Regions from separate parts of the Mus musculus genome. Here region 1 is linked to region 2. The links are chromatin contacts, found by Hi-C or POLR2A ChIA-PET in ENCODE. All regions are on one chromosome and are shown on one strand. The core of a region is the stretch at or near the end of the contact, and the rest is flanking DNA. Distances in the headings are between cores, read along the strand shown. Region 1 holds the start of Tet1 (tet methylcytosine dioxygenase 1). Region 2 holds the start of Ccar1 (cell division cycle and apoptosis regulator 1).

Evidence for each region. A loop is a pair of places that touch in the nucleus more often than their neighbours do. ChIA-PET counts read pairs that join two places held with the same protein, here RNA polymerase II (POLR2A).
Region 1: POLR2A ChIA-PET joins it to region 2 with 19 read pairs in Patski. The contact joins the promoter of Tet1 here to the promoter of Ccar1 in region 2. A Hi-C loop is called at or near these places in 1 of 37 maps with a recorded cell type or tissue (regulatory T cell). POLR2A ChIA-PET finds 5 or more read pairs at or near these places in 5 of 5 experiments (Patski and embryonic stem cell).

Annotation. Positions count from the first base shown.
Region 1 is chr10:62,885,137-62,892,538 of GRCm38, forward strand. It overlaps Tet1 (tet methylcytosine dioxygenase 1), which reads right to left and starts at 2,188. Exons shown (of 13, transcript NM_001253857.2): 1 at 2,036-2,188. All of the region lies in intron 2 of Gm51805 (a long non-coding RNA gene), which reads left to right. RefSeq lists a cis regulatory region at 6,621-7,402.
Region 2 is chr10:62,789,802-62,797,090 of GRCm38, forward strand. It overlaps Ccar1 (cell division cycle and apoptosis regulator 1), which reads right to left and starts at 2,567. Exons shown (of 25, transcript NM_026201.3): 1 at 2,415-2,567; 2 at 1,120-1,241. The coding sequence starts at 1,192.

The sequences.
Region 1 (7,402 bases), core at 938-3,437, 95 kb after region 2:
TCTTTAAAACAGACATCAAAACCCAGGAAGCCATAAACTGTAGCATCTGAGATTCTTTTTAATTATTAGCGGCTGGTCTGGAAGCATTAAGCTTCACTATACCCATAAATACCTAATTAACTATATTCAGTTGTGTGTAACTGAATCTAAATATACTCTCCAAATTGTTTTTGCCTCAAGAAACCAATACCTGCCGGGCGTGGTAGGGCACTCCTTTAATCCCAGCACTCGGGAGGCAGAGGCAAGAGGATTTCTGAGTTCGAGGCCAGTCTGGTCTACAAAGTGAGTTCCAGGACTATACAGAGAAACCGTGTCTCGAAAAAAAAAAAACAAAAAAGGAAGACAGAAAAGAAAAGAAAGGAGAAGAGAAGAGAAAAAAGAGAAAAGAAAAGAAACCAATACCTGAGGGGAAGGGCTGCTTTATGGCGCCCCCTCGTCCAATCATCCGGCGTGAGCGCACAACTCCACCCCAAACCAATCCTGTCGTGGTAGTCCCAAGGTCTGGAAAGTCATTGCAAATTCCTCAGTAGCCGCTCAGCTCAGGATGGTTGGTTCACTTGGAAAGAGTTGTGGGGGTGGGGAAGACAGGGAATCCTTTTTGTTTGTTTGTTTTTTTTGGGTTTTGTTTTGTTTTTTCGAGACAGGGTTTCTCTGTGTAGCCCTAGCTGTCCTGGAACTCACTCTGTACACCAGGCTGGCTTCGAACTCAGAAATCCGCCTGACTCTGCCTCCCGAGTGCTAGGATTAAAGGCGTGCGCCACCACGCCCGGCTGAGTCAGGGAATCCTTATCGCTGCTCCAGCATTAAGTCTTTCTTAAAGTCACATTAATTTTAGTGGGTCAGAAACGTACCCAGTTCAGTTCCCAAAGGGCAACTGGAGCCGGACACTTCTTTCCTGACTCATTCCTGTGGATTAATGGGCGAACACTGGAGGTGAAGGAGAGAGTAAGAGAAAGGGGAAGTTGCTTTTTCAGACTGGTCTCACCATGCAGCCCTAGCTGCCCTGAAACTCACGGAGATCTCTATGCCTTTACCAACCCAGCGCTGGAATAATCATAGGCGAGCACACCCCTCCGGAAAAAGGAAGATTTGCTTCCCTACCCCGCGGAGTAGGCGGTGGTCTCTTCAGCCCAGGCAGGGACCGCGAGCTCCCGGAGCTCACGTGCAGCACGATAAGTCTTAGGCACTCACTCTGCCGCTGCGAGCACACGTACGCCCTCAATCCCCTCTCCAGGATCCCAGAACCAGTCAGTAGCATTCCAAAAACTTGCGTTTCGGCGCTGGCAACATATCCTACTTTCTTGCTTCTTCTTGAACCTCCCAATTCCGGACCAGCCTTTCCCAGACCTCCAGGTCCCCTGCACTCCCGAAGTGGCTCCCAGCAACCCCTTTCTAGGGTTCATCCGCGAAGGATGGGGTACGTCTCAAACGCGTGAGACACTTCTGAACCCGACAGCTCGCGCTCCCCACTCCTCGCTGGCAAAAGCTATCGCCTCCCTACAGGCAGACTCCCAGACTTTCTAAGAACTCCTGTCTGGGGACCTCCCAGAGGCCATACATGCGTTTCCCCTACAGGATCTCCAGTTGATGCCAAGTCTGGAGGTCCCCATGCGAACCGATCCTAGCCAGGGCTAACTAAACTTTCTGGGGAGCGCTGTAAGGTCCCCCGCGAGCATTGTTAGTCACCCGCCACGAAAGACCCGGAGCGGCCCGGGATAGGGGGTCGTGGCGCGGAGTTGACTCGCACGAGTCATCACCAAGCATCGCGGCGTGCAAAGTCCTAGCCCGATCGAGATCCGCCCCCCAGCTCCGTCCCGCCACGGAGTAGTACCCTCTCCCAACTCCCCGGCTCTTTGCTGCCGCCCCAGCTCACCCTAAACTGCCTCTGGATCCCAGGGCAGCGCGGGTCACCCCTGCTAGAAGCCTGCACCAATCCTTGGACAAACTTTCCAGCGGGTCTTGGTCCGTGCAACTTTGGAGCCTGAGGCTCCGGCACGCGCCAAGGAGTTCAGGCGGGCCTAGGATGGACACTTACCATCCGGCACGGTCAGGGCCCGAGCACCCGGGTTGGGGAGCTGCTCCGCGAATGTTCCCGTAGAAGAGGCAGGTAGAGGTACATGACCAGGGAGGGAGAGGACGTCCAGGGGCGAATACAGACCCCGGGATTGTACAAACCAGTTGCAGAGTGCAGTGTTCCACGAGCGGAGTGCGCGGGTACTCCCAGCCAGGTCAGCCCTCGCCCCCCCCCAGAGCAGCGGTGTCTCCCCAGTACAGACCTCTAGGAGTGTAGCTGGGGCACAGCCTTTGCTGGACCCTGTACCGCTGAGCGAGAGGCAAAATGCGAGCTGGATTTTCCCAAATCGGAGCCGGACTCCTCTCGACCCTTCTCCTGTCCACTCCTTCCTAGGCTTTCCTGAAATTCCGCCCGCGCTCCCTCCCCTTTTTTCTTAGGTCAAAGGAGTGTTGAAATCTACAGGTCACCATCTCTTTCAGTGATGGGAGTCAGAGTATCTCTAATCAGATGGGAGTAAAGGTATCTCGAAAACGAATGTTTCCAGAAGCGAGTCGGGTCATCCAGGTGACATCCTAGAGGTGTCAAACCAACTTCAAGACCAAAGAGAAATCAAATTAGCTTTGATTTTTTCCCTACATCTTTATTTTGATTAGCCATTGACTGCGGACTCATTAGTGATCATAATCACTTTATAGGAAATGGAAATACAGTAAGAGAGAAATTCCTGCCATGAGGTTCAGGCTTGACTTTAACTAGGCATATCCCAAGGTAAGATAGCTTTCTCTTCTTCCAGAAGTCTGCCCTTAGACAAGGAAATCTACTGCTTCAGGTGGAAGGGAGAAAACTGGCTTGTGGCTTTACACTCCACTCCCCCAATTCCATACCTGAACTGTGGTATATAAATGTCCCTCGATAGCCTAGCAGATGCCTTTAATCCCAGGACTTGGGGGGCAGAGGCAAGTGGATTTCTGAATTATAGGCCAGTCTGGTTTACAAAGTGAGTTCTAGGACAGCCAGGGCTATACAGAGAAATCCTGTCTCAAAAAAACAAAACAAAATAAAACAAATAAATGTCCCTAGATTGTTCGGAGAAATAGTCCCAAACTGTCAAGCTTACACCCTAAATAAATCCTTTAAATGTATTCTTAACTAGGTACCAGCTATAACGGGTTTGTTTGTTTAGCTTTTAAAAGTCTCTGTGTAGCCCAGGCTGCCCTCAAAGGCAGGAATCTTCCAGCCACAGCCTTTCCAGTGCTGGGATTATAAAGTAACCTGATTGGAGGTCAGAAATGCACTTCTAGCTGAGTTCTGCTCAGAGGTGAAGACTGAGGCCTCAATTTAATCTTTGCAATAGAAAAAAGCAAACCTGGCTCTCTCTTTTTTTCTTTATTTTTCTTTCATTCCCTTTCTCTATTAGATTTTGACCTTGAACTGATTCTCCTTCCCATACCTATAAAGTGCGAGAAATATTGACAGATAAGTTTTTAGACAAATAAGACAAAACACTCTAGCAAAACCAGGCAAACATCTCTTTTCCCAGCCAGCCTTAATAGAGTGAGACCCTGTAATAGTTTTTTAAGATTTTATTTATTTATTTTATATATATGACAAGTACACTAGAGCTGTCTTCAGACACACCAGAAGAGGGCATCTGATCCTGTTACAAAAGTTGTGAGCCACACTATGTGGTTGCTGGGAATTGAACTCAGGACCTTTGGAAGAGCAGTAAATGTTCTTAACCACTGAGCCATCTCTCCAGCCCCAACACCCCTGTCCACCTGTCTCTGCCTCCCGAGTGCTGGGATTAAAGGCTTCTGCCACCATGCCGGACTTAAAATTTTCTTTTCTCAAAAAACAAACAACAAAAAAAATTCTTTTCAAGTTGGGCCTTTGGGAGGCAACATTTGGAATGTAAATAATTTTTGGTTTTTTTTTTTTTTTTTTTTTTTTTTTTTGAGACAGGGTTTCTTTGTATATCTGGCTGTCCTGAAACTTGCTTTGTAGACCAAAGCTGTCCTCGAACTCAGAAATCCACCTGCCTCTAATAAATTTAATTTTTAAAAAAGAAAAAAAAGATAAAGTCGGGCCTTTGAAATGGGACAGATTATCAGTACCTCTGGCCAAGCCTACAGATCTGAGTTTGATCCTTGAAATCCACACATCAGGGTGTCGAGAACTCACTCCCACAATTTGGCATAAGCACAAATTTAAGAGAACAGGAGAATACAAAAATTCACAGGAAGGCAAGGCTTAATGCAAGGACTCAAAAAAGGACGAAGCAGGACTGGTACTAAAGGCAATGTCTCCAGAGATAATAGCATGCAAGGCAGTTACTACTCCATTTACAATAGCTTATCAGGAGCTGGGATTTTTCTGATGTTTTCTAGTCATATGAAGGAAACAAACAACATATTTTTATTTCTCTGCTCACACCACCTCAGCAGTGAATAGTTAGTTCTGTGTCCAGGTTTGTGGACTTTTCCTCAACCCATCAAGCAATTTGCCACTGGCAACTGTGTAGCATATCAGTCTTGTCTGCCAGGGACTGTTCCATGACCCCTTTAAGAAACTCAGGTCTTGGGGCTGGTGAGATGGCTCAGCGGTTAAGAGTGCCCACTGCTCTTCCTAAAGTCCTGAGTTCAAATCCCAGCAACCACATGGTGGCTCACAACCATCTGAAATGAGATCTGACTCCCTCTTCTGGAGTGTATGAGGACAGCTATGGTGTACTTACATATAATTAATTAATTAATTAATTAATTATAAAAGAAAAGAAAGAAAGAAACTCAGGTCTTTGGGCAGGCGAAATGGCTCAGTGGCTAAGAGCACTGACTGTTATTTCCCAGGTCCTGAGTTCAAATCCCAACATGGCTCACAACCACCATAATGAGATCTGATGCTGTCTTCTGGCCTGTCTGAAGACAACTACAATGCACTTACATAACAAATGAGAAAGAAAGAAAGAAAGAAAGAAAGAAAGAAAGAAAGAAAGAAAGAAAGAAAGAAAGAAAGAAAGAAGGAAGGAAGGAAGGAAGGAAGGAAAGAAAGAAAGAAAGAAGAAAAAGCCAGGCATGGTGGCACACACCTTTAATCCCAGCACTTGGGCAGCAGAGGCAGGCAGATTTCTGAGTTCGAGGACAACCTGGTCTACAGGACAGCCAGAGCTAAACAGAGAAACCCTGTCTTCAAAAACAAAAACAAAACAAAAAAAAGACTCCAGAGAAGCTCAGATTACAGAACTAAGTGATATTTTCCTGCCATGTGTAATTATTGTTCTTTGTTTTTCGAGACAGGGTTTTTCTCTGTATAGTTCTGGCTGTCTTGGAACTCACTCTGCAGACCAGGCTGGCCTCAGAAATCCACCTGCCTCTGCCTCCCAAGTGCTGGGATAAAAGGCATGCAACACCAGGCCCAGCAGTGTATTACTGTTCTTACAAGGCTTTAATACCGTACCTAGCCATCACCATGTGTATAGTAGGAATCAAACTCAGATCTTACTTTTCAAGGCACATATGCCATGTTTACTCTCAAAATTTACTACAGACCTTATTTGTCTGCTTTATTTGGTATATGAGCTCTATCCCTAGCCCAATCCATAAGATTTTTTTTTTTTTGGGTGGTGTTGTTGTTTGGGGCTTCATTTATTTTGTTTTATTTTGTTTTGTTTTGTTTCAAGACAGAGTTTCTCTGTGTAGCCCTGCCTGTCCTGGAACTCATTCTGCAGACCAGGCTGCCCTTGAACTCAAAAATCTGCCTGCCTCTACCTCTCAAGTGCAGGAATTAAAGGTGTGTGCCACCACTGCCCGGCTGTTTGGGGCTTTTGTATTTTTATTTTAGTTTTTGAGACAGTCTCCCTTTGTAGTGGTAACTGGCCTGAATTCCCTATACACACCAGGTTGGTCTTGCTTACATTGATCCCGTGAGCTCTGCTACAATTTGATACTTTTAAGTAACTTCAAATTATCGTTTCATTGTTACATTTTACCGGATCTTTCTGGTTTCTCTTTTGCAGTATTGCTGGCACCTTAAGCAAGTAACCTGCCACTTAGCCACTTCCCCAATCATAAATCATCTTGTTTAGGGGGAAAAATGTTCAACACTGCTTCATGTGTTTGGAGACTTGAAGTGTGCCTGGGTGGAGGTCAGAAGACAACTTGTGAGTGCTAGCTCTCCAACTCCACTGCATGGGTCTCAGGGATGGATGGTCATCAGACTTGGCCACAAGTCTGTCTGTTCCATCTCAATAGCCCTGGGTAGTTGACTTTTTTTGACTCACTCTTTGGATCAGGCTGGCTTGGAACTCAGAAATCCACCTGCCTCTACCTCCCAAGTGCTGGGATTAGAGGCGGGTGCCACCATGCCTGGCGATTTTATTCTTTGTTTATATGAGTATAGGATTGCAGTCTTTAGACACACAAGAAGGAGGCATCGGTTCCCATTACAGATGGTCATGAGTCACCACATGGTTACTGGGACAGGACCTCTGGAAGAGCAGTCAGTGCTCTTAACCGCTGAGCTATCTCTCCAGCTCTGATTTTGATTTTGTATCCTAGGCTTTCCTGAAACTTACAATCTAGTGCTGATGTTTTGAACCTGCAGAAACCTTATAGACATAACTTCCTATTCCTGAGATTACAGACGAGAGCCTCCACATCTTCCCAAGGCAGAATTTGAGATCAGTGCAATGGCTCACTGGGCAAAAGTACATAGACCTTTATATTACATTATGTTTTTTTAGTTTTTTTTGTTTGTTTGGTTTTGGTTTTTTGATTTTTCGAGACAGGGTTTCTCCGTGTAGCCTTAGCTGTCCTGGAACTCACTCTGTAGACCAGGTTGGCCTTGAACTCAGAAATCCACCTGCCTCTGCCTCCCAAGTGCTGGGATTAAAGAGGTGAGCCACCACTGACCAGCCATTAATTATGTATTAAGTGGAGAGTGTTGGGTGCCACAATGTATATACATTTGGAAGTCAAAAGACGGGGGGGGGGGGGGGGGGGGGGGGGGGCTGGAGAGATGGCTCAGCGGTTAAGAGCACTGACTGCTCTTCCAAAGGTCCTGAGTTCAAATCCCAGCAACCCACATGGTGGCTCACAACCATCTGTAATAAGATCTGACACCCTCTTCTGGGGTGTCTAAAGACAGCTACAGTGTACTTAGATATAATAAATAAAACTTGAAAAAAATTAAAAAAAAAGACAAGTGGGGCTTGAACCAACTTCATAGCTTCAGATCAAACACACACTCCCTCTTTTATGTGTGTGTGTGTGGGGCGGTTGAGGGGGTGGGTCCAAGACAAAGTTTCTTTATAAAGCCGTAGTTGTCCTGAAACTCAGAAACCAGCCTGCCGCTGAATCCTGGGATTAAAAGTGTGTCACCTCCAGATTCACA
Region 2 (7,289 bases), core at 1,317-3,816:
CTCCAGAGGAGCATGAAAATGTAATTTTAAAAAATACAAATAATTAGGGGAGAGGCATCTAGATAAGATCTATGTAATCCTGGCTATCATGGAACTCATTATTTAGACCAGGCTGGCCTTAAACTCAGAGATCCTGCCTGTGCCTCCCAAGTGTTAAAATTAAAGGCATGTCGACTATGACCAGGAAAAAAAAGAAAAGAAGAAAGATAAATCAGGTATATTTACTTTAAAATACTTTGGCTTTTTTGTTTTTGCTGTTTAAGTTTTAAAGCAGGTTGGTTTTTTGATTTTTGTTGTTTTGAGAAGTATGCCACCATACCTGGCCTAAAAATGTATCTTCTTAAAACTGAAAACATGGGAAACAAGATATATTCTACTTGAAGCTCAGTACAATTAAATCCCCAGCACCACAAAGGAAGGGAGGAAGCTAGGGAAGGAGGATTCTCTCTAATAAATTAGTGTTCTATAAAACATAATTAAACCAACTTTAATTATGGGCATGGTGGCACACACCTTTAGTCCCAGCATTTGGGAGGCAGAGGCAAGCAGATCTGAGTTCAAGGCCAGCCTGGTCAAAATAGTGAGTTCCATGACAGCCAAGACTACTGGCTACACAGACAAACCTAACTGAAACCCAAAAACCCAGAGGAAAAAAGATAAACTTAAGGCATTTGAAAACTATAAGCTGGGTGTGGTTGCTCATGCCAAAGGACTGCTGCTAATAAAGACTGTATATCAAAGGCCAAACACAAATGGTAAAGTGTAGTGGAAGACTTAAATGGCAAAACCCCTTAGTAAACTAAAAAAAAATTAGACACAAATAACAAAACAAAAACAAAGAGCCGGGCGTGGTGGCACACCCCTTTAATCCCAGCACTTGGGAGGCAGAGGCAGGAGGATTTCTGAGTTCGAGGCCAACCTGGTCTACAAAGTGAGTTCCAGGGCAGCCAGGGCTACACAGAGAAACCCTGTCTTGAAAAACCAAAAAAAAAAAAAAAAAAAAAAGTGTTCAAATTGCTGGATAAGTGGGGTTTTGTTTTTGTTCCTGAGTTAATTTTCAAAAGTATCTTAAAAACTAAAGGGTATATCATTTCCAGTCCAAGGGTTCAGTTGCCTGACCTGGTTGTGAGACCGCAGTGGCTGTAAACTGAGTAGCCCATGGTGGATTCTTCTGTCCTCCAAACTGAGCCATGATGCAAGGGGGGGAAAACTTTCACTTGTTTCCCTTCTATAGCAGATACCTATAAAGGATATAGGAAAAGGCTAGTTTAGAGAAATCATTGATATATTAAAGACACGTTCCAAACAAGAACCAACCGAAGTGTGCAACAGAACATTTGAAATAAAACGCACAACCAGCCTATCAACAGATCACTTGTGCATACTCTATTTAAAAGATATCCTTGGGGCTGACTTAAAGGAACTTCCTTCAGTAACTACAAGGTCATTTCCTAAAAAGGTCTGCCCGAGCTTAGTGGCAAAGCCTTTAATCCCCTCCCAACCCATCCCTCCAGAGGCAGAGTCAGGCGGATCTCTATAAACTCCAGGCCAGCATGATTTATATGACATTACAAACCAGCTAGGGCTAGATACAGAGCCTCTCTCTCTGGGGACAAACGAACTTATAGACGCAGCAAGTACAGCCTGCGTGTTTCTTTGGGCGATGGTCTGAGGTCCTGCAGTGGGGTTAAATCAATAACGGAAACTGCGTCGAGACCCCCCCTCCCCCATAAAGGTATTGGCAGATACCATCTCAATAACGAACATTACTTTAAGGGCTAGGAAGTCACTATGGCCTTTGTCACCCTAGTCTCCACTCCGGGAGTGGGGAGGCAGTTGGGAGGACGCGCGGCTCCAAAAGAACCACTGCGAAGACCCCGGCTCAAAAACCCAAGAGAAAAGGAAAAGATGGGCCTGGCATCCCGGGGTGAGGACACTCATCTTCCTCCCACGCGCCGGCCGTGAAAGATGGAAGGCAGCGCCCCAGGCCGCGGCCACTGGGGCCCGCGGGTCGTCGCAGTCCCCGAGGTCCCCGGGCCGGTCTGAGAGAACCTCCAAGCGCTGGAAACGCTCGCCGCCGCCGCCCGGGGCCGGGTCTCAGCGGCGGGGCAGCGCGGGCCGGAGGACGCACGGCCTCCGGCCTGGCCCGGCCCAGTCGAAGGGGCGCAGGCCGCACCTGAGGGGCCTGGAGCCGCTGCGCTGGGGGCAGGGCGCGGCGCGTGGGGCCTACTCCGACCCGCACAAAAGGGACCGCGTCCCTCGCCCGCCGGCCCCGCGGCGTCCGCCATCACACACCCACCCGCCACCGCCACATCACTCGCTCCCTACCCCTCCGCTGACCGGCTGCCAACGAACGGAAGCAACCCGCCGCGGCCTCCCACCGCGCCACACCAAAACACTGACCAGACCTTCACCTGAGTCTGGCCCGGGTTAACCGAGAAGCCATTTCAAACCCGTCAAGCTCAGGCGCATGCGCAGACTGCTTTCCCCTCCAACCCCCCTGCCTACGCCGCACCGCCTCCCGGTTCCGAGAGGAACGGGCGCGTGCGCGAAAAAAGTTCGGCGTGCGCGCTCCCCGCGAGTGCGTTCACTGGGGAGCGAGAGCGAGCCTCAGCCGGGTTACCTTGACTTCGCTGAACAATGAGCTGGCTGTCGCTCGCCTGCTCTGAGGCCAACGCTGTCCTTCCCTGGGAGAGAGAGGGAGAGCGAGCGGCAGTCACGTGGTCCGGCCGGTGTCGCCGCCGCCATCTTGTGGTCCCTCTATTCTTGTTTGGAACATGTTTGGAAGAATAAGCCTGTAAGAACTTCGTTGTTAGCGGGCAGTGGTGGCGCACGCCTTTAATCCCAGCACTCGAGAGGCAGAGGCAGGCGGATTTCTGAGTTCGAGGCCAGCCTGGTCTACAGAGTGAGTTCCAAAACAGTCAGGGTTATACAGACATATCCTGTCTCGAAGAACAAAAAAAAAAAATTTTTTTTTGTTTACATTCTTTTCATTTTTAGAGGGTTTTGCCTCCATGATTTATGCGCACAGGTGTGGGCTTGGTGCCCCTGGAGCTGAGAAGACGACAGATCCCCCGAAACTAGAGTTCCTGACCGGTGTGAACCACCCCGTGGGTGCTGATAATCAATCCCAGGTCCTGAGAACAGAGATTAGTGCTTTTAACCGCAGTGCCATCTCCTCGGGATTAAGGCTGGAATGTGTAAAAGCGAACAACTGAGTGGATTTTAATACACTGAGTGCAGGCCATCATCACCCCTAGTATTTGAAGACCCTACTGAAAAGAAACAGCTGGAGGATTTGGGGGGCGAGAGGGAGTGGAAAGGTTGGGGGATGGGGGAAGTGCACACCTCTAATCCCAGCGCTCAAGAGGCAGAGGCAGACACAGCCAGGGCAACACAGATAAACCCTGTCTCAAAAAATGAAAGACAGAGCTATTATTAAGTCATTTTCTAATTTTGTCCTACACCTGCTGGTGACATCTAGTCAAATTCTCAACATGAAATAGCTTATGCTAGGAATCCCACATAAGATTAGCTGAGCCAAGCATGATCAGGTGGTGACCTGTAATCTAACACTTGGGAGGGAGGGGAAGGGAGGATCAGGAGTTCAAGGCCAGCCTGGACTGTGTAACACCTTATCTCATCAAACCCAATAGGATAAAATATATAGCTTTTTCTGTGGTTCCTTGTATTTTTTCCCTTAAATTTTATGAACACAGGATCACATAGGTACACGTTCTTTAATATTTTTCAAACCACAAGGGTCCTTTCTCCCACTTAAGTAAAACTTACAGAAGTTGGGTAAAATGTAACTCCTTTGTCCTTACTAATTCTGTCCTGACCTTCAAACTATTAGAATATAGTCATCACACTATAGTAATTTGTAAAAATTCAAAACAGCGTGTGCCAGGTGGCCCAGCAATAAGAGGGACAAAGTGAGAAAACTTAAATCTGAGATACCTTATCAAAAAAAGTTCTGGGGGCTGGAGAAATGGCTCAGCGGTTAAGAGCACTAACTGCTCTTCCAGAGGTCCTGAATTCAATTCCCAGCAACCACATGGTGGCTCACAACCATCGGTAATGGGATCTGATGCCCTCTTCTGGTGTGTCTGAAGACAGCTACAGTGTACTCATAATAAATAAATAAATAAATAAATACTTCTTTTTTTTTTTTTTTAAGTTCTGAAAGAAACCCCAGGCATATGTTTTTGATGTCTGTATTTTGGATTGACATGTCTCTATGACTTCTAGATTAGCTTGGTCTACATTGTAAGGCACAGGACAGCCAGGGCTACATAGTGAAAGAGTGTTTATAAAACACACAAAGCAGAGCAGTGGTGGTACATGCCTTTAATCTCAGCACTTGGGAGACAGAGGTAGGCAGATATTTAAGTTCAAGGCCAGCCTGGTCTACAGAGTGAGTTCCAGAATGGCCAGGGTGAAACAGAAAAATCCTGTCTCAAAAGACCAAAAACAAAAACAAAATAAATAAAACACACGAAACAGAGCTAGAGGGATGGTTCAGCAGTTAGGCCCACTTGATATTCTTTCCTAAACCTTGGAGCTCATCCCACCATCTACATTAGCCCCATACAACTAAACAGAACTCTGAGGCCCTCTCCCGGCCTCCTGGGATACTGCACACATGTGACACAGGCTCACACAAACATATACACAAATTCATACACATGAATAAAAATGAAATTTAAGGGCAAACACTCAGAAGTTAAGAGTACTGTGAGGGGGCTGGTGAGATGGCTCAGTGGGTAAGAGCACCCGACTGCTCTTCCGAAGGTCCAGAGTTCAAATCCCAGCAACCACATGGTGGCTCACAACCATCCGTAGTAACAAGATCTGACTCCCTCTTCTGGAGTGTCTGAAGACAGCTACAGTGTACTTCCATATAATAAATAAATAAATAAATGAATAAATAAATAAGTAAAAAAAAAGAAAAGAGTACTGTGAGGTCTTCCAGAGGATGTGACTTCTAATCACAACACCTACAGGGTGGCTAAAAACTTCAGTAACCCTGTTCTACAGGGTATAGTTGCTTTCTTCTGGTCTCTATGGTTGTCGATTGGTGTGGGTTATGCACACACATACACGCAATAGAAACATCGTTATTCACATAAAACTTCTGAAAAATAGAAAATAAAATATTTTCTAAAGTGAATAAAAAGTCAGACATGGAGACTGCTATATCACCCTCAATTCTAGCACGAGGGAAACAGAAGCCGACTGATCTCTGTGAGTTCGAGGCTAGCATGGTGAACACAGTCAGTGCCAGGAGAGGCAGAGCTACGAAAAGAGGCACTGACTCCAGAATTTCTGTTTTGTTGTCAGGGTTTCTCTGTGTAGCCCTGGCTGTCCTGGAACTTACTCTGTAACCAGGCTTGCCTCCAACTCAGAAATCCACCTGCCTCTGCCAGAATTTCTGTTTTTATGTTTACAATATAAACAAACATACCACCCTTTCCCTTATTTCCTCAGCTGACCTTTGTTTGTTTGTTTGTTTGGTTGGTTGGTTTTGGTTTTTGGTTTTTCAAGACAGGGTTTCTCTGTGTAGCCCTTTGTGTCCTGTAGCTCACTTTGTAGACCAGGCTGGCCTTGAACTCAGAAATCCGCCTGCCTCTGCCTCCCGAGTGCTGGGATTAAAGGGGTGTGCCACCACATGCGGCTCAGCTGACCTTTTCACTTTTACTTTTAAGCTTCTATGAACAATCCTGAGGGAAACCAGATTGTCAGCTTCAAGTTTTCTCTTTTATTTATGAATTGCTTTTAACTGGGCTGGAGAGATGGCTCAGTTGCAGACTGATGTCTCTGCCAGAGGTCCTGAGTTCAATTCCCAGCAACCACATGGTAGCTCACAACCATCTGTAATGGGATCGGATGCCCTCTTCTGGTGTGTCCGAAGAGTGTGACCATGTACATGCATACATTAAAATAAATAAATAAATAAATAAAAATTTTTTTTTAATGAAAGAATTGCTTTTAGCAAAAGATGATTTGACAAAAAAAATTTCTCCTAGTCTTCCACCCCACTCTCTTTCCCCTCTTGGCAGAATATAAGTTGTCTTCTACAGGAGCTGAGCAAACACCCTTATCAGATAATAGACTGCACACAAAGATACTAGACAAAGATATTTTTGGCCATGATTGCCTTTGTTTTATTTTTGGAGACAAAATCCTATTAATAGTTCTGGCATGCCTGATACTTGACTTATAGACAAAGCTAGCTTCAGGCTTGTGACAATCCTGCCTCTGGCTCCAAGTTCTGAGATTGCAGCTACAAGCCACCAGACCCAGCTGTACACACAAATGAAACTTCATTAGTTATCCCCATACTGTCATTAGAGACTGGTAACTATTTTTGTTTGTCATGATATTTTATTACAGAGAGGGAGAGAGACAAAGAGAGAAAGGAGGATGTTCCCTGAGACTGACCCACAGCCTTGAGCATTCTACAGAAACACTGTATTACCCAATCATCTTGAAACATTGTCCTCTTTGTACATTAGAAGCAGGGTCTCACAGAGTTGCCAGGGCTGAACTTGAGTTCCTTTTATAAGAGACAGGCCTTGAATTTGTGTTCCCACTACTTCAGCCTCCTGACTAATTGGGATAGCAGATCTGTACAGCAATGCTCAGTGTTTTGTTTTTGATTTTGTTTTTGACAAGAGGCAGTTTAGGTCAACATGATATCATCATACAGGCCTGACTCTAAATTCATTATTCCTTTGTTATGATGCTATAAAATTCCACTCTATAGCCAAACCTTTGAGTTACTCTTTTTTTTATTTTTATTTTTTATTACAGAACTACAGTAAAGATCCTAAATTAATGGAAGTAAGAGTTTTCCATCCAGCCACGGTAAAATATCCTATACTACCAGGCAGGAAGATTACTGCAAGTTGAAGGTCAGCCTTGGCTACAAAGTAAACAACAGTAAAGGCAGTGTTGCATATTTTTTTCTTCTTTTTTCTCCTCTATAGAAAATTCACACTTTTCTTTGAACTGTTTTCAGGCTCTTTGGGGAATATAGTGTAACACAGGGCACAATTCTGGGTCATATGATAATTCTATATTTATCTTTTGACAAAATGTTCAGCTATTTTTACAGTGGCTGTACTATTTTATATTCCCACAAGAAATGTGCTGCATCCTTGCTGACCTCTCCCCACCCACACCCTGCAACCATTTTTTTTTAAGTTTTATTTATTGGCTTGTTTATTTCTTTGGGTGTGTTTGCATGTGTGCTTACAAGGTCACAAGAGAGTAAAAGTCAGAGG